2 separate regions of the Homo sapiens genome follow, and region 2 is linked to region 1. Evidence: read pairs that join two places in POLR2A ChIA-PET (ENCODE). Cell type or tissue: CD4-positive, alpha-beta T cell. All regions are shown on one strand. Links, peaks and the distances in the headings refer to the core of each region. The heading gives the core; the rest is flanking DNA. Region 1 holds the start of MAL (mal, T cell differentiation protein (MAL blood group)). Region 2 overlaps MRPS5 (mitochondrial ribosomal protein S5).

Region 1 (11,675 bases), core at 2,352-10,351:
CTATTCCTGGAGTGCCCACCTCCCGGGCCCCCCGTGGGCCTCCCTCCAAGTTGGTTCTGGGACCTTCACTTTCTGTCTCCTCCCCCTGCCCTTCCAGCCCCTCCCCTCCCAGCCCACTGCATTCTCACAGGGACTGGAGGCTGTGGCCAGGAACTGCAGGTCAGTGAGGCTGGCTGTGCGACCCTGCACCTTCTCTTCCCGCTGCGGAGGTGCTGTGGCTGGTGACAGGCTTTCCTTTGATTTCCTACATATGTTTTGCAGGACCCAGGGCCCGGGTACATTAAAATGATTCACCCAATCCTGGCATAGAACACTAGCTGTGAATGAGGTAGCAGCGGCAGAGAGCCTGGGGAGAAGTGCTGCAGAGAAGCAGAGTGTGGCACGTTCATGACCCCAAGAAGGGAAATGGCTACACTGCTCATGCCCAGCTAGGAGCTCACTGGGTATCAAACCTTTCACCAGGGTGTCAAAGGCAATTTGGAGCCTTCCAAATTGATGAGAGACCACGAGGGACCTGCTCCATGCTCCATGCCCTTGGGAACAATCTGAAAGCTGTGAGAAGGAGCTGGCCACACACCCCAGAACGTTCCTGCTTCAAGGACAAGGGGCACAGTCCCCCACTGTCCTCACACCCATCAACACCAGGAGGGTACACCCTCTGGGGTGTCCTATCAGCACCTGTCCCTGAGGCCTGCTGGTCCAAAGCACCATGTCCGGCACTGACACTGGAGGGGCCAGGAGGAAGCCCTGGAGTGGCTTAAGTCAGCCCCCAGCCCCTTCTAGTTCAAGTCTGGCTGGCTCTGTCCTGTGTCAAGGCAGGTCCCAGGTGGTCCAGTCCCTACTCCCAGCCCCTTCTCTGGAGAATGTGTCTGGGCCCAGGACAAAGCCAAGCCACTGCTAAGGCTGTGCAGAGCTAGTCTGTGCTGGCAGCACAATATGCTCTGCCCCTCGCCTGCTGGTGTGGCGAGTATAGGTGCAAAATTCAGCCCTTGTCCCTGGCCGACCTGAGTGTGAGCGCTGCTGGCAGCAGCATCGTGGGGCTTCCTACTCACTTCTGAAAGCACTGGGACAGAAAGGGTGCCTTTGCACCAGTTCTGGCATTGCCCCATCCCTGTGAGGTGGGGGAGTGACTTATGAAAAGCTAAAAGGCAATCTTTTAAAATATAGCTCAGGTGTGATGACACATGTCTGACAATCCTGTGGAGATGAGCCCCATCATCACACTTAGCAGTTTCCAGGGAGCAGCTCAAAGTTACTGAGTCCTCACCAAAGCCAGCCTCTGGTCTTGAAAAACCAGAAAAGTCACTTCTCCACCAAACCCCTGTGAAATCTCTGTCTAGAACACTTCTCCTCCCTTTAGAGAGGAAGAGAGGAGAAAACACGGAAGATCAGGCAGTAGCCCTCTCTAAATAGCTACAGAGAAGGGACAGAGCCAGGAGCCAGTGGACACAGTCAGAGAAGGCCAACTCAGCCACCATCCCATTCTGGCCAAGCGGGGCCTGCCCCACTCCCTGGTGCCTGTAGGAGAGGCTCCTAGCTAGCACAGCAGGGAACTTTCTCCAGAACAGAGGAGGTCCCTGGTCTGACTTGTGAGAACCTCAGAGCACCTGGCTGCTTGCCCCAGCCTCTCCCTGAGAACTGTTCCCACTATTCTATCCCCCATAAAAATATCAAGAGGGTGGCCTGGCCTCGAGATGTCCGCTCCAAGTCTCAGCCAGTCAGTGGAGGGTGTGCAGTGCAATGCGGGTTCTTCAACCTGCCCTGGACCTCGTGACTCAGAACCTGCAGGGTGTGTTTTTGACAAGGAGACCCAGAGGAGGTGTGAGCTTCCCAGTGGTCCTGAGCTGTCCCTTCATTCCTGTTGGGGGAGAGAAGGGACCAAGCCTTGCCCAGAGCTGCCAGGTGGGCAGGGCTGCCTACTCAGGATCCCAGTGTGCCTTCTAGTGCAAGCAAAATCTCGTGTGGCTGATTAGGTGAAAGGAGAAGCCTGGGCATGATCTGCTCACTGCCAGAAGTGCTCACTGGACCCTGGAGACCCGGTGACCCAGGCAAGTTGCTCCCTGTCTGAGCCTCAGTTCCCTGCCAGCTCTGAAAGTGAGGTTTCTGTCATTCTACGTCTCTGGTCTCCTAGGAGTTCCCATGCCACCTTCTCAGTGCAGCCACAGCTTGGACCACCTAATGCGAAACTGCCTCGCTGGCCCATGGCCCAGTCCCGGCTCTGTCGGGCTGGCTATTCCCCAGCCAGGTAGAAATCTAGCAGAAGTCCCCAGACCTCTCTGGTCACTCTTAATAACAGTCCAGTCACTTTGGGTCACAGAAAAGGTGTCATTTTAGTCATTACTCTGTCCAGTTCACTGTAACTGTCAAAACTGCAAACTGATTGCGGGTGTCTCCCCACCCCAACCCCAACCCGTGATGTGACTGCACTTCTGTTCGTGTTTCTGAGGCACAGAGGAGGAAGGGCATGCCCCTGGAGGGCTGGGCGGCATTCCTCACACCCTCACTCACAACCCTGCCTCCTTTGTGGCCTGGGGAGGAGGGGGCTGAGTAGATGATCTCACAACCCTCTTCAGGCACTTCCTTCACAAGTCCTGAATGGGTAGGGGGTCTCTCCTGGCACTCTGTGGGAGACCTCGCATCTGGGGGCCCCAGCTGAGACAGAAAGCCTTCCCTGTGAACCTTTCATTCCCTGAATGGTGGCCCAGTGTCAAGGAAGTCCCTGGCTTAGAATGGAGACGGAGACAGAGACAGAGAGTGGCTCCAAAAGGAAAAGTTCCTCACTGGGTGGGACTTTTGCAGGGGAGCAGACGAGAAGCAAAGCCCTGGGTTTTGTTGGAGGAGGGGAGAGCATTGGCTATTTCACCCTTGGCCTATATGGGGCTGCACTGATGACCACACCACCTGCAATAGGGGCACAGCCTCTGTGGCTCTGGAGGTATTTGGAAAGGCAGTCTCACTTCCTAGTTGGGCCTGCCTTCCTCTTCCTGTGAGGACTCTGCAGCTTTCAGAGGTCAGGAGGTCTGGGATAGGGGTGCTGGGCCAAGGAGAGGTTGCTATGCCCCACCCTGAGCTGCCACCCTCACTTGCTCCAGTGGGCAGTCCCCTCACCATGGAAGTGGCGCTCCACCCGGATCAGCTTGGACATCTGCGCCTCCCAGGCTGTTGGGAGGTCAGGCATGGGAATCTGAACTATGAGTCATCAACAACTCAGTGGACTACAGATTTAAAAAATAATCAAGCATTTCACACCCATTGGACTAGCAGAAAATTATAAAGTCTGACGCTACCAAGTGATGAGGAACAATGGCGACTTTCATGTGCTGCTGGTAGGGGCCGGGGAAGGTCCAGGTTTAGCCTGAAGCTTAAACAATCAGGAGGACCATCTTTATAAGAGAATACAAAATTAGGCAGAGTCTTGGAAGGGGCTTGAGTAAGTAGGGGTCTTGAACTTAATTAAACATCAGCTTCCCAGTAAATCTGCTCCTGGGGTGTGTAAATTGGAATTACTCTTTTGGACGGCAATGTGATAACACCTGGGAAAATGACAATGTGCATATCCCCTGTGACCCAACAAGTCACATCCTCCAAGTGTCTCTGGGAGACATTTCCAACAGGTAACTACAGAGGCAAATATGAGAATGTTCTTAGCAATGCTGTCTGCAATAGCTAAAGGCAGCAAATTGGAACTATCCAAAGTGTCTATTAACAGAAGACTGGGTAAACAAAGTCAACATGTATAAATCTCAGAACATAATGTTGCCTGGAAAGCATGTTGCAGAAGGATACGTACTGTATGCTGGCATTTTCATAAAGTGCGAAAACATGTAAAACAATGCCATGTGTAGTTCATATGTGTGCAGTAAAAGTCTAACCTGTGCTTGGAAGTGAACACCACATTCAGCCTACAGGTGGCCCTGAGGACGGAGGGAGAGAGAGAATAAGATAACAGAAGGATGTCTAGGAGGCTTAGATGCCATCTGAAAGCTTCATTTCCTTAATACATAACAGCAAACAAGGCAAAATATTAAGATTTGACAAAGTTGGGCAATAATTATGTAGGTGTCTGTTAAAGTATTGTATATGTTCTTCTGTGGCATTTGAAATATTTCTATTTTTTGTTTTTTAAACTTGAGGTGAAATTCACATATCATCAAACCAATCATTTTAAGTTGACAGTTCAGTGGCATTTAGTACATTCATGGTGTTGTGCACCCACCAACTCAATCTAATTCCAAAGCATTTTCATTACCCCCAAAAAGAAACCACATAGCGATTAAACAATTGCTCCCCTTGGTCCCTGGCAAACCACCAGGGTTTGTGTTCTGTCTCTATGGATTTATCTATTCCAGTATTTTATATAAACGGAATCATACACTATATGACATTTTGTGCCTTGTGTCTTTTGCTTAGCATAGAGTTTTCAAGGTTTATCAACTTTGTAGCACGTATCAGTACTTCATTCCTTTCTATGGTCAGGTAGTATCCATTGTTTGGATATGTCGCACTTTGTTATTCAGTTCATTGCTGATGGCCACTGGGCTGTGTGTTATTGTGAAGACTGCTGCTATGAACATGCATGTGCCAATACTAAAGTCCCTGCTTGGAATCCTTTGGTTATATACCCAGGAGTGGAATTGCTGGGTCAGAGGGTAATTTTTTGAGGGAACACCAAACTGTTTTCCACAGTGGCTGAACCATTTCACATTCCCGCCAGTGGCATACCAAGGGTTCCAATTTCTCCACATCCAATACTTGATGTTTTCCGTTTTTTGGATAGTAGCCATCCTAATGGGTGTGAAGTGGTATCTCATTGTGATTTCTTTCTTTCTATTTATTTAATTTATTTACTTATTAATTTATTTTTTTGAGACCGAGTCTCACTCTGTTGCCCAGGCTGGAGTGCAGCGGCATGATCTCGGCTTACTGCAACCTCTGCCTCCCAGGTTCAAGCGATGCTCATGCCTTAGCCTGCTGAGTAGCTGGGACTACAGGCATGAGCCACCCAAGCCGGGTTTTTTTTTTTTTTTTTTTTTTTTGTATTTTTAGTAGAGATGGGGTTTCACCATGTTGGTCAGTCTGGTCTCGAACTCCTGACCTCAGGTGATCCACCCACCTCAGCCTCCCAAAGTGCTGGGATTACAGGCGTGAGTCACCGCAACTGGCCTCATTGTGGTTTCAATTTAGTTTTCCTAATGCCTGATGATGTTAAGCATCTTTTTATGTGCATATTGGCCATTTGTGTATCTTCTTTGTAGAAACCTCTGTTCAAGTCCATTGTCCATTTTCTAATTGGGTTGTCTTTTTGTTGTCGAGTTGTAATATTCCATAATTAAAAAAACCTCTCGAGTAGCTGGGAGGCTGAGGCAGGAGAATGGCGTGAACCCGGGAGGCGGAGCCTGCAGTGAGCCAAGATCGCGCCACTGCACTCCAGCCTGGGCGACAGAGCGAGACTCCGTCTCAAAAGCAAAAACAAAAACAAAAACAAAAACTCTCCCGGGGTGGCCAGCGCCTTCTCAGGCCCTTTAATTCTCCACTCCTTCCACACATCAAATATATACAGCTTCGTATTTACAGTCCATGCAGAGGAGAACTGAGAGGCTTGGGGTCAGCTTTCTCCTCTTCTCTCCCAGGCACCTGCGAGCCCACCCCTAATCTAGAGCATGTGGAAGATGCCTGGAGATGACTATGCATTGCGGGTCTCCTGGGAAGTGAGGAAGGGAGGTGGGGAACAGGGGTGAGGTGGAGAAGTGACTTTCTAAGTCAGCTGAGAGAAGCGTTCTGGGCGAGGGGGAGTTGTTTCTTCTGGAAGCCCCGCTACCGGCAGGCCACAAAGCCACGCTGGAAGAGCAAGCTGCCAGTAGTAGATGGTTCCAAGGTTTCCCACGCCCCTGTAATTTCTGCAGCATTGGCGGGTTGGGTGGGAGTCTCCGGTCACCTTTCCCGCAGATCAGATCGCCCCGTCTAACTGGACTGTTCCTACTCTCAGGGGCACTCCTTCTTGTATGCTGAACTTCTAAAAGGAGGCCAGCGGGGGGCTGGCTCTCTGTAAACGGTGGGGCTGCGTTCATTGGCGTCCAGGGTTTCTTCTAAATGTAACTGCTTTGATTCCGCCTATCCCTAGGATTTCAAGTCACCGGTTCCACCCAGGTTTGGGTTCGACTGGACTTTCACCCTAAGTTCAATGGTAGCCCTGCTCCCAGGCCGCCGCAGCCCTCTTAGCCTCTGCCCGCAAGCCCTCTTTGGATGAACTGACCTGCTCCCTTTGGTATTCACACCCTCCCCCTCCAATCAGGCAATAACAACCTGGGGTCCAATTTTTAAACAGCCAGGCTCCGACATTTTCTTTCCCGCCCAACTCTCCACGCTGACACTTCTGAGGGTGGGGTGCCGGAAAAGGTGTCCCTCAGGCGGTGACGGACCGCACCCACAGGACATACAGGGCACACCCCTCCCAGGTGAAGGCCAGCGGCCCCCGGGGAGTTGAGGCTGAGGGAGGTCACTTCGGCTTCGCGACACCGTGAGCGCTTATCAGGAGTTCTCAGTAGGAAGCGCTTTCCTGCAGCCTCAGGCAGAGACCGTGCGTGCAAGGCGGGACCGACCGCAGGTGCAGAGGCCCCGGGCCTGCCCAAGGTCAGTCGAGGCGCGCGGATCGCTCTCGCCGCCACCCCCCACCCCCCACCCCCCATCTCCTCCACCCCCACCCCGCACACGGGGCAGAAGGACTGCGGCCAAGCAAACGATGGCCTCATTTCCAGATCGAATTGGTCGCAAATACGTTCCCTCGCCAGAAACTTTAAAAGGCCAGAAGAAAATAAACCGGATTCAGCTCCCTCTCATCTCCAAATCTCGGTTGGTAATACTAATGTTTCTCTTGCTGATTTTTTTTTCTTTTTTAACGAAACCTTCTCCCTTGTAAAAGCTGCGCACTTCTACCCAACCGCGCAAAGCGCGGCGGGAGCTTCGGTGGCGCTGCGCGCGTCAAGTGGGCCCCGCGCGCAGCTTTGGGACCAGCGAACCAAGAGCCGTCCCCCCCTGCCCCGCTGCCTACATCTGACCCCAGTTGGGAACCCAGTTTTTCCTCCATAGTCCTGTAGACTGTTCCCCTCATTCTGTTGGTCTAGAAGGGCACAAAGGACCGGAGGTGGGAGGGGACTTCCCTGGCTTAGTCCCCGCCCTGCGCCTGCTGCCCCGATGCTCCCAGAACCTGCGCAGCTAGCGGATCCCGTCCGACAGCTGTGCTGGGCGCCCGAGAGAGCGCACGGCTCAGCCCACCCCGTCCCTTCCCCGGCCAGGAGCCACTCACAAACTCAAAGATGAAGAGCAAGTCGGGCAAGGTGGTGAAGACCGAGAAGCCACTGGGCAGGGTGCTGCCCCCCGTCGCCGCTGCGGGGGCCATGACGGCGTGCTGGCGTCGGCCTTGGGACGGGACGAGCGCCGCTCAGACTCCGCGCAGACCTCTCGCTGGCTCCGCGGAGCCCAGTGGCCTGGGCGCCCCCGCGCGCGGGTTAAGAGCAGGGGAGCCCGGGGCAGAAGAGGGAGGAGCCCCGGCCGCCGCCCAACCCCGCCCCCCGCCCCACGCCCCGGGAGACCCGGCCCGAGCGCCGCGGGCACCGCCCTGAACCTCTTCGAGGCCCCGCTGCGGGCGTCCAGAGCTGGGGACTGTGGGTCTGACTCCTGCGTTCCAGCCGTGGGTGCCACCTCTTGCGGGAAGCAGGGCAAAACCACTTTGGTCAGGCGCTCCTCGTGCCTTTCTCCCTTCGTAGGTGACCAGCATCTCGTAAGAATGATAACCATCAGTAACCGGGACCCCAAACCTTCTCATCAAGGCACCTCTCGGGTCACCATTACTTTAACTTTGAATTTGGGTCTCCTTCATTTTTCCGCTGGATGCGTTAATGTGCGCGACCCACAGCTCCAGGCGGCGGTTTCCTGGCGGAACTGGACCACCGCCACAGGCTGGGGGTCTGCAGTGGGGGATGGGACCGGCCGCGGCCGCCGGCCCCTTCCGCGTCCACTGAGCCGGCGCTGGTTCGGCGCTGGGATCCTGCACCGGGCCTCTCTGCTTGGTGCTGCGCGTCTGCCTGAGAGTAGGAGGTTGCTCCCAGCTGTGCCGGCCCCAGCAGAAGGCTGCTGGTGGTGGTGCTGGGGCAGGTCGGCCTTGAATCCATGCGACAGGAAGGGACGTTACCAGAAGAGATTCATCGCTTTCTCTTGGTCTGGGCAGCCCGGGCCTTTTGAGGGTGGGACCGCTGCTACCCCCACCCCCAGGTTCTTTGCCTGCCTGTTGACTGCCGGTGTTTCATGTTTTGTTTCTCTGTTTCACTATTTTTTATTTTTTGCCTTAAAAAAAAAAGTATTACCATGCAGCAGTTGCCCATTTATTTTAATTTACTATTAATAGTGTGATTGCTGTGTTTCCTCCTACAAACACTGAAGCCTGAAATCCGCCCGAGTCCGGATTCTCGCCTGCCAAAAGGGAATTGGCCCCGCAACCTCCAGCTTAGACTCCCAACTCTTCTTTCTTTCCATTGGCAGCTGCTGCAGGCAGGACAAGGGGCTCCCCTTCTCTCCAGTGGGGCCTTCACCTCTCCCTGCTGCACAATTCTTCCTCCTTCCCAGTCCCTAGGGAGAGAAGTATATTCGTGGACGCATTTTCCAAAGCAAAAGTAGCACGCCCATCAGCTGGCCATTCTAAGTGCCTCTGGAAAGGGGCCAGGCATTTGAAATGAGAAAACCCCACTGTGCCTCTGTGAGCTGCCAGCCCGGACGGCTGCAACCAAGGTGCCATTGTGTCGGGTCCCCAGGGCAGCATCTCTCTGGACACAATGGGCTGTGGGACTTTAGGAGCCCAGGTCCTCATCCACCTTGGGCATCTCATAGCTCGTTAGTTGGACCTGCTGGCCTCTGAGAGGACATCTTCTTCCTCCCCAGGAGACCGTCCTGGGAACAAGCCTTAAAGCAAGGTGGCCACAGGAAGCCGCAGCCTGAAGAGAGGTGAGATGACCCTCAGGCAGTCCAGCGAAAGCTGCTTGGAGATTTCCTATCAGCACATACTAATTAAGAACAAGAAGATCCTATCAACTCCTAATAATGTCCTTACCTGGCCTGGAGGGCTTTTGTTTGTGGTTTGGTTTGGTGATTTCCTACTTATTTCAAGCCTTTGTTGCTAACTCATTCCTACTTGGGCCTGAGCCTTTGGGGAAAGCTCGCTCCCAGGGGCAACTCAGTGGAGCTCAGCAGTCCCAGCCCTCCTTTGATAAGGCAGAGGGGCAGCAATCTCTGAAAGAGGCTTCAGAGGATGAGGAAGGCAGCCCGGCCAGGGTCAAGGGGGTTTGTCCCTATCTCTGTGACCCCCTCCTCCCACCTGGAGTTCTCCGCTCGACGTTCATCTTCCTGACCAGACTCTACCCTCGGCAGGGCATCCTCCAGCCACCCCCATCTGCCCCTCTCCTTCCCCACCCTAGCATATGCTCAGCACCCAAGCAGAGCCCAGCCTCTGGTGAGTGCTCATTAAACCTTAGCCAATGGTGGATGACTCCAGCTTTGTCTGTGCTTGACCACCAGAGGAGGACATGGAAGTGCCCTGTTTGGATGTAAGAAGCACTGGTGAGGAGTGAGGCACTGGTAATAGAGAGACATTGGTAAATAGAGAGGCATTGGTGAGAGAGAGGCGTTGGTGAGACAGAGAGAGGCACTGGTGAGAGAGAGGCACTGGTGTGTGAGAGAGAGAGAGAGAGGCGTTGGTGAGAGGAGGCATTTGTAAAACAGAGGCATTGGTGAGAGAGAGAGACATTGGTAAGAGAGAGGCATTGGTAAGTAAAGATGGGCCTGTCTTCATTCCCCAGCACAGCTTCTGCAGGTGCTCTGGGCCACCTGCTGGTGAATGAGGTGGTTGATACTTATCAGAAGCCCAGGACCATATTTTGGTTTCCAGCAGGATATGAAAAAATAATTTCAGCCAATAATAACTCAGTGAGTATCCTTGGTCTTCCCAGTGGGTGTGAATAAGAGGGTGGGTCTGGGGCTTCTGTCAAATATTAATAACGTGGCCTTGGGTGGGTTTCCACAAAGTAGGAATTGGAAAGTTGCCATTGCAGAGCCAGCCTGGGGAAGGAAGAGGTTACCACCTCCAGTTTGTGTGTGTTCAGGGGGAGGGAGGAGATTGTGGGGAGAGGGACGTGTTCAGGGAAAGATTAATGGGCAGGAGTTGCCCATCCGTAACAGTAGGTGCATTGGTTTTTGAGGTAGGTAAGATGACTCCCATTTTACTGATGAGCTAACAGAGGCTCAGAAGTGTTAAGTAGCTGCCCAAGGGCACAGAGTTGCTGAGCACCTTGAACCTGAGTGACGCTGCACCTCTAAAGCTCCGAGCCCTCGATGAAAACCCTGCTCAAGATGGGCAATTGCCAGTCAAATGCCAGCTCCATGCAGACATCGGCAGCCTCCCAAATCCAGTCTTCATGGTCATCTCAGGTGTGGCCCCAGGCACCTGCCCTGGTGGACAGGGCTTGGGACCTTCACCTCTGGGAACACAAGGAAGTGGGGGTCATCATCCCCATTTATGGATGGCGAGGCCGGGTGCCGACATGAGTTCAGAGAGCTACCCTGAACGCGCACTTCCCCCTAGGGATTTTATTTTTCTCACAGACACAGTCACCCACAGCCCTGGGTTCCATAGAAGGCATGAAGCAGTGAGGGCACCTGCTGGCGGATGGGGGAATGGCAGCCACAGCTGCCATGGCGTCAGCGCAGGAGGGGAACCTGTTACTGAGGGCTTGCTGAGTCCCAGCACTGCCACAGGCACTTTGCCTGCATGGCTTCATTTAATCCCACAGAGGCTTGCTGGTGGGTGTCACCCAACATACAGGCTAGGAATGGGAGGTAATGTGCGCAGGCCACATGGCTGGTGACTAGGCCTCTTGATTCCAGCAGGCAGGCTCTGTGTCTACTGCACAAAATCCACAAACTGGAAAATCTGAAGTGGTGGCTGCTCACCAGGGCACTGTCCTTTGATGGGCCATGGGCTCCGTGTGCCCACTGCCTCCAGGGACAATGATCCGCATGTGCTCTTTTCCCCACCCTCTTGTAGGATCATGTTTTCTAGAACCAGGGAGATGTGGCACTCTGCCACTGTCCGACAAAGTCCTCATGATATTCTGAGCACAAAACAGGCTGGCATTGTCTGGGTGACTTGTGGATGGGGATGGAGGGTAGAGGGTGTGTGAGTAGGAAAGACAGAGTCCCTGCTCCCTAGGAGAGCTCTTTCCAAGAGGGACAGCACGTGAGGCTGAGAGGCACCTGGTCAGGGCCTGTGCTGGGCATGCTTTGTCCATGACTGCAGGCAAAGTGCTCAGAGACGGTGTCTTAGTCTGTTCGGGCTGCTGTAATAAACTACGGTAGACCAGGAGGCTTGTCAACAGCAGGAGCCTGTTTCTCACTGTTCTGGAGGCTGGAAATCCTAGATCAAGGTGTTGCAGATTCCGTGTCTGTTGAGGGTCCACTTTCTGGTTCACAGACGGCACCTTCTTGCTGTGTCTTCACAGGGTGGAGGAGGTGAAGGGTCTCTCTGGGGCCACTTTTCTAAGGACACTGATACCATTCATGAGGCCTCCATCTTTATGACCTAATCACCTCCCAAAGGCCTCAGCCCTGATACCATCATCTTGGGGGTTAGG
Region 2 (11,675 bases), core at 1,088-9,087, 66 kb before region 1:
TTTGTCAGATGGGTAGATTATAAAAATTTTCTCCCATTCGGTAGGTTGCCTGTTCACTCTGATGGTAGTTTCTTTTGCCATGCAGAAGCTCTTTAGTTTAATTAGATCCCATTTGTCAATTTTGGCTTTTGTTGCCATTGCTTTTGGTGTTTTAGTCATGAAGTCCTTGCCCATGCCTATGACCTGAATGGTATTGCCTTGGTTTTCTTCTAGGGTTTTTATGGTTTTAGGTCTAACATTTAAGTCTTTAATCCATCTTGAATTAATTTTTGTATAAGGTGTAAGGAAGGGATCCAGTTTCACTTTCTACATATGGCTAGCCAGTTTTCCCAGTACCATTTATTAAATAGGGAATCCTTTCCCCATTTCTTGTTTTTGTCAGGTTTGTCAAAGATCAGATGGTTGTAGATGTGTGGTGTTGTTTCTGAGGCCTCTGTTCGATTCCATTGGTCTATATCTCTGTTTTGGTACCAGTACCATGCTGTTTTGGTTACTGTAGCCTTGTAGTATAGTTTGAAGTCAGGTAGCATGATGCCTCCAGCTTTGTTCTTTTGGCTTAGGATTGTCTTGGCAATGCGGGCTCTTTTTTGGTTCCATATGCTCCATATGCACTTTAAAGTAGTGTTTTCCAATTCTGTGAAGAAAGTCATTGGTAGCTTGATGGGGATGGCATTGAATCTGTAAATTACCTTGGGCAGCATGGCCATTTTCACGATACTGATTCTTCCTATCCATGAGCATGGAATGTTCTTCCATTTGTTTGTGTCCTCTTTTATTTCATTGAGCAGTGATTTGCAGTTCTCCTTGAAGAGGTCCTTCACATCTTTTGTAAGTTGGATTCCTAGGTATTTTATTCTCTTTGTAGCAATTGTGAGTGGGAGTTCACTCATGATTTGGCTGTCTGTTGGTCTGTTATTGGTGTATAAGAATGCTTGTGATTTTTGCACATTGATTTTGTATCCTGAGACTTTGCTGAAGTTACTTATCAGCTTAAGGAGATTTTGGGCTGAGACGATGGGGTTTTCTAAATACACAATCATGTTATCTGCAAACAGGGACAATTTGACTTCCTCTTTTCCTAATTGAATACCCTTTATTTCTTTCTCTTGCGTGGTTGCCCTGGCCAGAACTTCCAACAGTATGTTGAATAGGAGTGGTGAGAGAGGGCTTCCCTGTCTTGTGCCAGTTTTCAAAGGGAATGCTTCCAGTTTTTGCCCATTCAGTATGATATTGGCTGTGGGTTTGTCATAAATAGCTCTTATTATTTTGAGATGCGTTCCATCAATACCTAGTGTATTGAGAGTTTTTAGCATGAAGGGCTGTTGAATTTTGTTGAAGGCCTTTTCTGCATCTATTGAGATAATCATGTGGTTTTGACATTTGGTTCTGTTTATGTGATGGAGTATGTTTATTGATTTGCATATGTTGAACCAGCCTTGCATCCCAGGAATAAAGCTGGCTTGATCGTGGTGGATAAGCTTTTTGATGTGCTGCTGGATTTGGTTTGCCAGTATTTTATTGAGGATTTTTGCATCGATATTCATCAGGGATATTGGTCTAAAATTCTCTTTGTTTTTGGTTGTGTCTCTGCCAGGCTTTAGTATCAGGATGATGCTGGCCTCATAAAATGAGTTAGGGAGGATTCCCTCTTTTTCTATTGATTGGAATAGTTTCAGAAGGAATGGTACCAGCTCCTCTTTGTACCTCTGGTAGAATTTGGCTATGAATCTGTCTGGTCCTGGACTTTTTTTGGTTGGTAGGCTATTAATTATTGCCTCAATTTCAGAGCCTGTTGTTGGTCTATTCAGCGATTCAACTTCTTCCTGGTTTAGTCTGGGGAGGGTGTATGTGTCGAGGAATTTATTCATTTCTTCTAGATTTTCTAGTTTATTTGTGTAGAGGTGTTTATAGTATTCTCTGATGGTAGTTTGTATTTCTGTGGGATTGGTGGTGATTTTTTATTGCATCTGTTTGATTCTTCTCTCTTCTTAGTCTTGCTAGCAGTCTATCAATTTTGTTGATCTTTTCAAAAAATGAGCTGCTGGATTCATTGATTTTTTTGAAGGTTTTTTTTGTGTGTCTGTTTCCTTCAGTGCTGCTCTGATCTTAGTTATTTCTTGCCTTCTGCTAGCTTTTTAATTTGTTTGCTCTTCCTTCTCTAGTTCTTTTAATTATGATGTTAGGGTGTCGATTTTAGATCTTTCCTGCTTTCTCTTGTGGGCATTTAGTGCTATAAATTTCCCTCTACACACTGCTTTAAATGTGTCCCAGAGATTCTGGTACGTTGTGTCTTTGTTCTCATTGGTTTCAAAGAACATCTTTATTTCTGCCTTTATTTTGTTATTTACCCAGTAGTCATTCAGGAGCAGGTTGTTCAGTTTCCATGTAGTTGAGCGGTTTTGAGTGAGTTTCTTAATCCTGAGTTCTAGTTTGATTGCACTGTGGTCTGACAGACAGTTAGTTGTGATTTCTGTTCTCTTACATTTGCTGAGGAGTGCTTTACTTCCAACTACGTGGTCAACTTTGGAATAAGTGCGATGTGGTGCTGAGAAGAATGTATGTTCTGTTGATTTGGAGTGGAGAGTTCTGTAGATGTCTATTAGGTCTGCTTCCTGGATATCCTTGTTAACCTTCTGTGTCATTGATCTGTCTAATATGGACAGTGGGGTGTTAAAGTCTCCCATTATTATTGTGTGGGAGTCAAAGTCTCTTTGTAGGTCTCTAAGGACTTGCTTTATGAATCTGGGTGCTCCTGTATTGGATGCATATATATTTAGGATAATTAGCTCTTGTTGAATTGATGCCTTTACCATTATGTAATGGCCTTCTTTGTCTCTTTTGATCTTTGTTGGTTTAAAGTCTGTTTTATCAGAGACTAGGATTGTAACCTCTGCTGTTTTTTTGCTTTCCATTTGCTTGGTAGATCTTCCTCCATCCATTTATTTTGAGCCTATATGTGTCTCTGCACGTGAGATGGGTCTCCTGAATACAGCACACTGGGTCTTGACTCTTCATCCAATTTGCCAGTCTATGTCTTTTAATTGGGGCATTTAGCCCATTTACATTTAAGGTTAATATTGTTATGTGTGAATTTGATCCAGTCATTATGATGTTAACTGATTATTTTTCCCATTAGTTGATGCAGTTTCTTCCTAGCATCGATGGTCTTTACAATTTGGCATGTTTTTGCAGTGGCTGGTACCGGTTGTTCCTTTCCATGTTGAGTGCTTCCTTCAGGAGTTCTTGTAAGGCAGGCCTGGTAGTGACAGAATCTCTCAGTATTTGCTTGTGTGTAAAGGATTTTATTTCTCCTTCACTTATGAAGCTTAGTTTGGCTGGATATGAAATTCTGGGTTGAAAATTCTTTTAAGAATGTTGAATATTGGCCCCCACTCTCTTCTGGCTTATAGAATTTCTGCTGAGAGATCCGCTGTTAGTCTGATGGGCTTCCCTTTGTGGATAACCCGACCTTTCTCTCTGGCTGCCCTTGATATTTTTTCCTTCATTTCAACCTTGGTGAATCTGATAATTATGTGTCTTGGGGTTGCTCTTCTCAAGGAGTATTTTTGTGGTGTTCTCTGTATTTCCTGAATTTAAATGTTTGCCTGCCTTGCTAGGTTGGGGAAGTTCTCTTGGATGATATCCTGAAGAGTGTTTTCGAACTTGGTTCCATTCTCCCTGTCACTTCCAGGTACACCAATCAAATGTAGATTTGGTCTTTTCACATAGTCCCATATTTCTTGGAGGTTTTGTTCGTTTTTTTACTCTTTTTTCTCTAAACTTCTCTTATTGCTTCATTTCATTAATTTGATCTTCAATCACTGATACCCTTTCTTCCACTTGATTGAATTGGCTACTGAAGCTTATGCATGCATCACGTAGTTCTCGTGCCATGGTTTTCAGCTCCATCAGGTCATTTAAAGTACTCTCTACACTGTTTATTCTAGTTAGCCATTTGTCTAATCTTTTTTCAAGATTTTTAGCTTCCTTGTGATGGGGTTTGAACATTCTCCTTTAACTTGGAGAAGTTTGTTATTACCGACCTTCTGAAGTCTACTTCTGCCAACTTGTCAAAGTCATTCTCCATCCAGCTTTGTTCTGTTGCTGGCGAGGAGCTGGGATCCTTTGGTGGAGAAGAGGCGCTCTGGTTTTTAGAATTTTCAGGTTTTCTGCTCTGGTTTCTCCCCATCTTTGTGGTTTTATCTACCTTTGGTCTTTGATGATGGTAACCTACAGATGGGGTTTTGGTGTGGATGTCCATTTTGTTGATGTTGATGCTATTCCTTTCTGTTTGTTAGTTTTCCTTCTAACAATCAGGTCCCTCAGCTGCAGGTCTGTTGGAGTTTGCAGGAGGTCCACTCCAGACCCTGTTTGCCTGGGTATCACCAGTAGAGGCTGCAGAGCAGCAAATATTGCAGAAGAGCAAATATTACTGCCTGATCCTTCCTCTGGAATCTACGTCTCAGAGGGACACCTGGCTGTATGAGGTGTCGGTCGGTCCCTAGTGGGAGGTGTCTCCCAGTTAGGCTACACGGGGGTCAGGGGCCCACTTGAGGAGGCAGTCTGTCCATTCTCAGAGCTCAAACACTGTGCTGGGAGAACCACTGCTCTCTTCAGAGCTGTCAGACAGGGACGTTTAAGTCTGCAGAAGTTTCTGCTGCCTTTTGTTTAGCTATGCCCTGTGCACAGAGGTGGAGTCTACAGAGGCAGGTGGGCCTCATTGAGCTGCGGTGGGCTCCACCCAGTTCGAGCTTCCTGGCCGCTTTGTTTACCTACTCAAGCCTCAGCAATGGCGGACACCCCTCCCCTAGCCAGGGCTGCTGCCTCACAGTTTGATCTCGGACTGCTGCGCTAGCAGTGAGCAAGGTTCCATGGGCGTGGGACCTGCTGAGCCATGCCTGGGATATAATCTCCTGGTGTGCCGTTTGCTACCACCATTGGAAAGACACAGTATTTAGGTGGCAGTGTCCCGGTTTTCCCGGTACAGTCTGTCACAGCTTCCCTTGGCTAGGCAAGGGAAATCCCTGGACCACTTGTGCTTCCCGGGTGAGGCGATGCCCTGCCCTGCTCCATGGGCAGCACCCACTGTCCAACCAGTCCCAGTGAGATGAACCAGGTACCTCAGTTGGAAATGCAGAAATCACCTGTCTTCTGCGTCAGTCACACTGGGAGCTGCAGACTGGAGCTGTTACTATTCGGCCATCTTGGAACGGAATCCTATTCAAATGACTGCTGTAATTTTAATTTAATTGAAGAACCTACCTTTTAAAATCTTTCCTGTCTTCTAATCAAAGCTGTATTTTTCAGGTTTTTGTATGATCTAGACCATTACCTATGTATCGGGGTTAATATTCTGATTTTGAAGCTAAAACAGTATATAATACTTTTAGACGTTTCCTGAATACATACACATTTATAGACATTTTGTACATACGTGTACAAATAGGCATTTCCTAAATGATGTGCCTATGTGTTACTAGTTCTGTAGGAGATAGAAAAGGTTTTACTCCAAAAAGGATGCCAGATGGCAGAACTGGATTAAGGAAAGGCACCAAAAGTATTTTTGCATCTTTGTGAATGTTGCAATCTTTAATGCACTGCCATGCAATATGAATCTCCCAAGAGAAATGGAGGGTGTGGTGTTCCCAAATGTATTTAACCATGGAACACTTCTACTTCGGCTATAGAACAGTATTCAGTTCCACACACAGCACTGCAAAACTTTGCCATATTTATTAAACAAGTGTTTTTTGACAGTCTGTGCCTGGAAGGTAGTCAAATCATTACCATCGGACTATGACCACTGTCACGTGGGTGTTTGTGTATGTGTCACACAGTGGCCAGTGTTCATGCAGTGTCTGTGCTGGTCCAGGTACTGTGTATTACACATCTCAGTGCTCATCAGCAGCACTGCCAAGTAGGTGTTGTAGGGAGGGATCTTCTTGCCACAGTCATTCAGCGAGCAGTGGCAGGGTAGAGGCTGCCTCTCAGCTCCTTCCAGAATCTGCATGATACCCCCTTCCACGTGTACCTCTCTCTAGGTGTGTGCACACCAGTGCTCATCCAGACATGGGTGCATTATGTTCACGTGTCGGCGGCACCTGTTCTGTGTGTACATAACTCCACCTGGAAGAACAGAGGACCCCATTGTGACCTGTCTTTAGCTATCCCCTTAAGTTCTTGCATGCTCTGGCATAATTATGGAGGCCACAGTTCATTGGCCCTTTCAAGTAGAAGGAATAGTTTTTGACCATAAAAAGTCAAACTAGAAAGCCATTAATGTCCAACTTCCAGAGTAGATTTTCTGCCTTGGAGCAGAAGAGGTGTGTGCCGAGTTTTATGTCTGGCAAATAATGTTAGAGGCCAAACTTGGGCCCTGCAGCTCCCTCACTCCACCTGCATTTGCCAGGTACTGCTCTGGGCTCTGGGGACACCGCGGTAAACAATATCCTGGCCCTCATGGGAGCCATCTTCTACTCAGGGGAAGCATTGGATAAACAGGTTTCGTTGAGTGCCCTAATCAGGGTACTGTGTTAGAGTAGGAGGGAGGAAGGCAGAAGGAAGGATGCCACCTTGAATAGCATGGTCACAGAAGGCCTGTCTGAAGAGGAGCAATTTGAGTGGGACCTTGAAGGTGAGAAGGAGCCAAGGGGGCAGAGCTGGGAGGACATTCCAGGCAGAGGGAATCCCAAGTGCAGTCCTTAAGGTGAGGAAGCCAGCAGGAGGTGGCGTGTCTCTAGATGAGGTCAGGGAGGTGGGCGGGCAGGACTCAGGCACAGAAGGCTCTGAATAGGCCATGGTGCTCTTTATATTAATCTCGAGAACAGTGGGAAGGAGGGATCTTTAAATGGGGAGCAACTTGTTTGGTTTGTGTTTTTAAAGCTCTCTGGAGAAGGAATTACAGGCAGAAAAGGGTAGGGCCAGTGGCTGGAGGGGAGACCCCCCAAGATTTAGAGGCCAGCAAGGAGGAGAGGACAGGCCAATAGCTAGGAGGAAATCCAGGAGAGGATGTGTTACCAAAACGAAAAGAGGAGCTTCTTCAGGAGGAGGAAGTGGACCCTCTGCTCAGGGCAACGGAACTATCAAGGAGGGTGAGAAGAGACGTGTCCCTCCATCCTTAGTTAAATGAGTCTGGGGTGCCAAGAATTTTCATGCATGTTTATTAATCTCAATAACAATCCTGTTTTTTTGCCCTCAAAATGTGTTCAAGATATTTGTAGATGTCATCTTCTTAATCCTTGTAGTATCCTGTTTGAGTAAGTGTCATCTTGGAAGTTAAGTAAGTTGTCAAGGGTCAGCTCACTAGGAAGTGGTGATACCAGAATATGAACCAGTTTCCCGAAGCCCAGAGCCTGAAGCCATGCGAAAGCCAGCAGGGTGACTCCTCCGGCTGCAGGCGAGTGGGCTGTGTTTCACCCGGTTTCTCCTTTTCTAGGTTACGGCCTCCGCTGCCACAGGGCCATCATCACCATCTGCCGGCTCATTGGCATCAAAGACATGTATGCCAAGGTCTCTGGGTCCATTAATATGCTCAGCCTCACCCAGGGCCTCTTCCGTGGGCTCTCCAGACAGGTAATCCTTTCCCGGGGTCTGAAACAGAGGTTCTAGTTTGTATTTCAGTTGTGTGTGTTGGGGCTACGATGCCCTGGGGCCTCCTGGAGATGCTTTCCTGGGGCCACCTGAGGAGTTGGGCATTCTTTGTTGTCTGTGACTGCATCAGTTTAGTTAAATCCATTGACAAGTTCATGAAAATTACCTTTTTTTTTTTTTTTTTTTTTTTTGAGACGGAGTCTCGCTCTGTCACCCAGGCTGGAGTGCAGTGGCGGGATCCCGGCTCACTGCAAGCTCCGCCTCCCGGGTTCACGCCATTCTCCTGCCTCAGCCTCCCAAGTAGCTGGGACTACAGGCGCCCGCCACTACGCCCGGCTAATTTTTTGTATTTTTAGTAGAGACGGGGTTTCACCGTTTTAGCCGGGATGGTCTCGATCTCCTGACCTCGTGATCCGCCCGCCTCGGCCTCCCAAAGTGCTGGGATTACAGGTGTGAGCCACCGCGCCCGGCCTGAAAATTACCTTTTAAAAAGTACTTCATGGGTTTTTCTAAGCAGCATTTTTAAAGCCAATAATTACAATCTACATGTTATTATGAAAATAACACCTGCTTGTTCTAAAGCTCCAACAGTATAGAAAAGTAAAATCAAAAGAGAAAGTTCATTTCCTAATTTAGTCCTTTCAGTTGGGGCTAGGATGAAGCACCCAGGGCACCTCTGCACACAGGGCAGGCACAGTCAGTTCCCTGTTACCTGTGTAGGTGGTTCGGACTGATGCCTGGGTTGGTAGGGAACTATGAACATTAACATATCAGGTTACTTTTCCTCATAGGTGGGAGCCCTGGGCCCGGCTCCCAATCACCCACCATGGAGGGCAGGGCTGTGACTGCACCGGGCCCCCATTCTTGGGCAGCTCCCCTACCTGCCCAGGAGGGCTGGCCTGTCTCTTGAAAGGATGGGTAGACCTTAGCATAGGTGGATGAACAGAAAAGACAACCAGGTTCAATAGGCTCCATTTGCTGAACTCTGTTAGCTGAGGACTTTGGCAGGCTTCCTGACATTTCAGGAGTACAGTGGTGGGTTTTAGGTAAAGTGATCCATGGAGTAATTTTACATGTCTCTGTTTAAAGTAGGAAAATTAAAAGAAAAAGAAGGCTTTGGGTAAAAGCCTTCTGTTTTCTGAACAGCTTTTGTGTGTGTTACTGTCTAAAACACCCTTCAGAGCACTTGTAAATTGAAACATTAGAGGTTTAATTAAGATGTTGATTTTAGATAGGTTGTATTTATGATCCAGTAGACTTGTTCTGTTTTTGGTTTTTGGTTTGTTTGTTTTTGCTTTTTGAGACAGAGTCTTGCTCTGTCACCAAGGCTTGGAGTGCAGTGGCTCCATCTCAGCTCACTGCAACCTCCGCCTCACGGGTTCAAGCGATTCTCCTGCCTCAGCCTCCTGAGTAGCTGGGACTACAGGCACGTGCCACCATGCCCGGCTAATTTTTGTATTTTTAATAGAGATGGGGTTTCACCATGTTGGTCAGGCTGGTCTTGAACTCCTGACCTCGTGATCCACCCGCCTTGGCCTCCCAAAGTGCTGGGATTACAGGCGTGAGCCACCGCGCCCAGCCTAGACTTGTTCTTTTATGTGATATCTTTGTTTTCTTTTAGTCTTTTAAACCTTCTGATATAGTTACCATATGTCATCTCTCCTAAAATGCCATCAGCTATAAAAGGTTGCATTATTTAATATGTCACTCAAAAAGGAAAAGATGCCACCACTTTAGGTGATATGCCTTTGATTGAAAGATACACCAATATAAATTATTTTGTTTATGAAATGGCTCATCTGTTTTCTAATTTCACACATACTGCAGGGCATTAGATATATAATTAGAATAGTGCAAGGCAGCCATAAGGCCTGGGATCACGGGATTGACATAGCAGGTATGTCATTGTACCATGAATAACGTCTACTGAACTAATCTGCCTGCTTCCAGATCTCTGTGGCTTCCCTCTGCAGTGAATCCCCATGGCCCTGTTACCCAGCTCATGACCAGTCTTGCTTCTTAGTACACCCCCAGTTATTTTGAACCAAATCTCAGACATTTTATTTCAACCCTAAATATTTTAGTATGTATCTTCGAAAAGATGAGGATTTTAAAAAATACCCTGTAATACTATTATCATACCTAAAAAGTTAACAGTAACTTGTATCATCAAATATCCAATCAATGTTCATACAAATGAGCAAATTCCATTTGTTAGATTAAAAAAAATTTTTTTTTTTTTTACACAATGTGTTTGAATCAGGTTGCAGAACAGGTTAATGTATGTTTTTGCTATGCCTTTTAAATAGGTTCCCCTCCTCTTCCCCCACCCCCGCCCCGCTTATGATTTTTTGTTGAGGAAACCAGGTTGTTTGTTTTGTAGTGCTTCCTGGCCTGTTGCTGACTAAAATACCTGTAGGGTCCTTAGTGTCTTATCTCCCCTATATTTACTGTAAATTGGTAGTTAGATCTAGGGGGTTGGTGAGATTCAAGTTCAGTGTTTGGCACAGCATGGTGCATAATCAGGAGGGTTTAGAAGGCAAGAGACCAGAGGCCAAGGCCCTTCCTCTATCCAAGTTTGGGGTGGGCAGATGCAGCAGATGAGGCTGAAATGACTCCACCCATGACAGGTTATTAGAGTTTAGCCACAAAACACATTAACCCAAATCCACTGAAATGGCCTTTGAATACCCCCAGGCTGTACTGTTGTGGCCTGTGGAAGTTCCTGCTCTTTATGTTGCAAATGTACTTCAGACCTAACCTGTTCTGAATTTGGTCTTGCTTAGGAAACCCATCAACAGCTGGCTGATAAGAAGGGCCTCCATGTTGTGGAAATCCGGGAGGAATGTGGCCCTCTGCCCATTGTGGTTGCGTCCCCCCGGGGGCCCTTGAGGAAGGATCCAGAGCCAGAAGATGAGGTTCCAGACGTCAAACTGGACTGGGAAGATGTGAAGACTGCACAGGGAATGAAGCGCTCTGTGTGGTCTAATTTGAAGAGAGCCGCCACGTAACCTCTCTGGCCTTGTGCAGCCAGTTCCTGTGCTGCCCTGCACCTAGGAGAGACTCAGCCCCTCACAGCTTGGGATGTTACCTTGCCTTTTGTTTGTTTTGAGGGAAGTTTAATCTTTAAACTCTTTGGAAATAAATAATTATAGCTTTCATTTGTTGAGCACATGTTATATGCCAATGTGATAGAACCTTTACATACATATCTCAGTTCAAGACTACTTTAAATATTCATCCAAAGTAACAAAAGTAAATGAATTAGGGAGACGGGGTTAATAATTTGACCCAATCAGTAATAATGTACACAATGATAATTGCTGTAGTAATTATAGCTAATATATATGAACTCATTCATCCAAAGTGAATGTGATTAACTTCATTTTACAGAGCAGTTAAGTAACTTGACTACCGTGAGGAACTTCCAAACCGTTTTCCACAGTGGAAATGGAAGTTGTAGGCTACTATTGGGAATGTTAAATGGTATATTAATTGTATACCATTGCAATTTTGACTTGTATTTCCCTGATGGCTGATGATGTTGAACATCTTTTCATGTGCTGATTGGCCATTTGTATATGTTTTTTGGAGAAATGTCTATTCAGAGCCTTTGCCCATTTAAAAAGTTATTTTTTATTATTATTGAGTTCCTTATAGTTTCTAGATATAAGCCCCCCTATCATACATGCTTTACAGAAGTTTTTACCCATTCTGTGGAATATATATATTTTTATTTCTTTGCATACTCTTTCTGCCCCACCCACATCCTCTTTCTGGGACACTGATGACCAAAATGTTGAATCTTTTACTATTGTCCCGTGAGTCCCTGAGGCGCTGTTTATTTTTTTTCCAGTCTGTTTTCTCTGTGTTGCTCAGTTTAGGTAATTTCTATTGTTTTATCTTCAGAATAACTGGTTATTTACTCTTTCCTTTCCATTCTGCTCTTGAACCATCCATGCAGTACTTTAACTTTGACTGTCATTGTATATTTCAGTTAAAATTTCCATTTGGTTTATTTTTTATGTCTTCTCTTTATTTGCTGAGGCTATTTGCTGAGACTTTTTTTTTCTTTAAATGGCTTC

The links. ChIA-PET counts read pairs that join two places held together with the same protein. Peaks named below come from ENCODE experiments on the same cell type or tissue, not always from the same donor. Only the 100,000 strongest peaks of a DNase experiment are listed, where the experiment ranks them.
Region 2: POLR2A ChIA-PET joins it to region 1 with 10 read pairs; 3 of 35 experiments call an interaction of 5 or more read pairs at or near these places.

The regions. Positions count from the first base shown.
Region 1 is chr2:95,021,514-95,033,188 of GRCh38, reverse strand. MAL (mal, T cell differentiation protein (MAL blood group)) reads right to left here and starts at 7,481. Exons shown (of 4, transcript NM_002371.4): 1 at 7,304-7,481. The coding sequence starts at 7,396. It overlaps MAL-AS1 (MAL antisense RNA 1), which reads left to right and starts at 6,160. Exons shown (of 8, transcript XR_007087136.1): 1 at 6,160-6,630; 2 at 6,756-6,849; 3 at 8,932-8,994; 4 at 9,846-9,972. RefSeq lists enhancers at 534-1,449, 6,374-7,097, 10,604-11,104 and a silencer at 7,452-7,581. In CD4-positive, alpha-beta T cell, for the core only: a CTCF peak has its summit at 9,867 (motif pointing left); DNase peaks (open chromatin) are centred at 6,538, 7,178, 7,448, 9,838 and 1 weaker place; H3K4me3 peaks cover 4,550 bases; H3K27ac peaks cover 1,571 bases.
Region 2 is chr2:95,086,283-95,097,957 of GRCh38, reverse strand. It overlaps MRPS5 (mitochondrial ribosomal protein S5), which reads left to right. Exons shown (of 12, transcript NM_031902.5): 11 at 7,436-7,572; 12 at 10,377-11,675. The coding sequence ends at 10,601. Among named protein-coding and RNA genes, the nearest start is that of MRPS5, 30 kb to the left of the region's middle. RefSeq lists an enhancer at 9,940-10,505. In CD4-positive, alpha-beta T cell, for the core only: no CTCF peak of the experiment used is centred there; no DNase peak of the experiment used is centred there.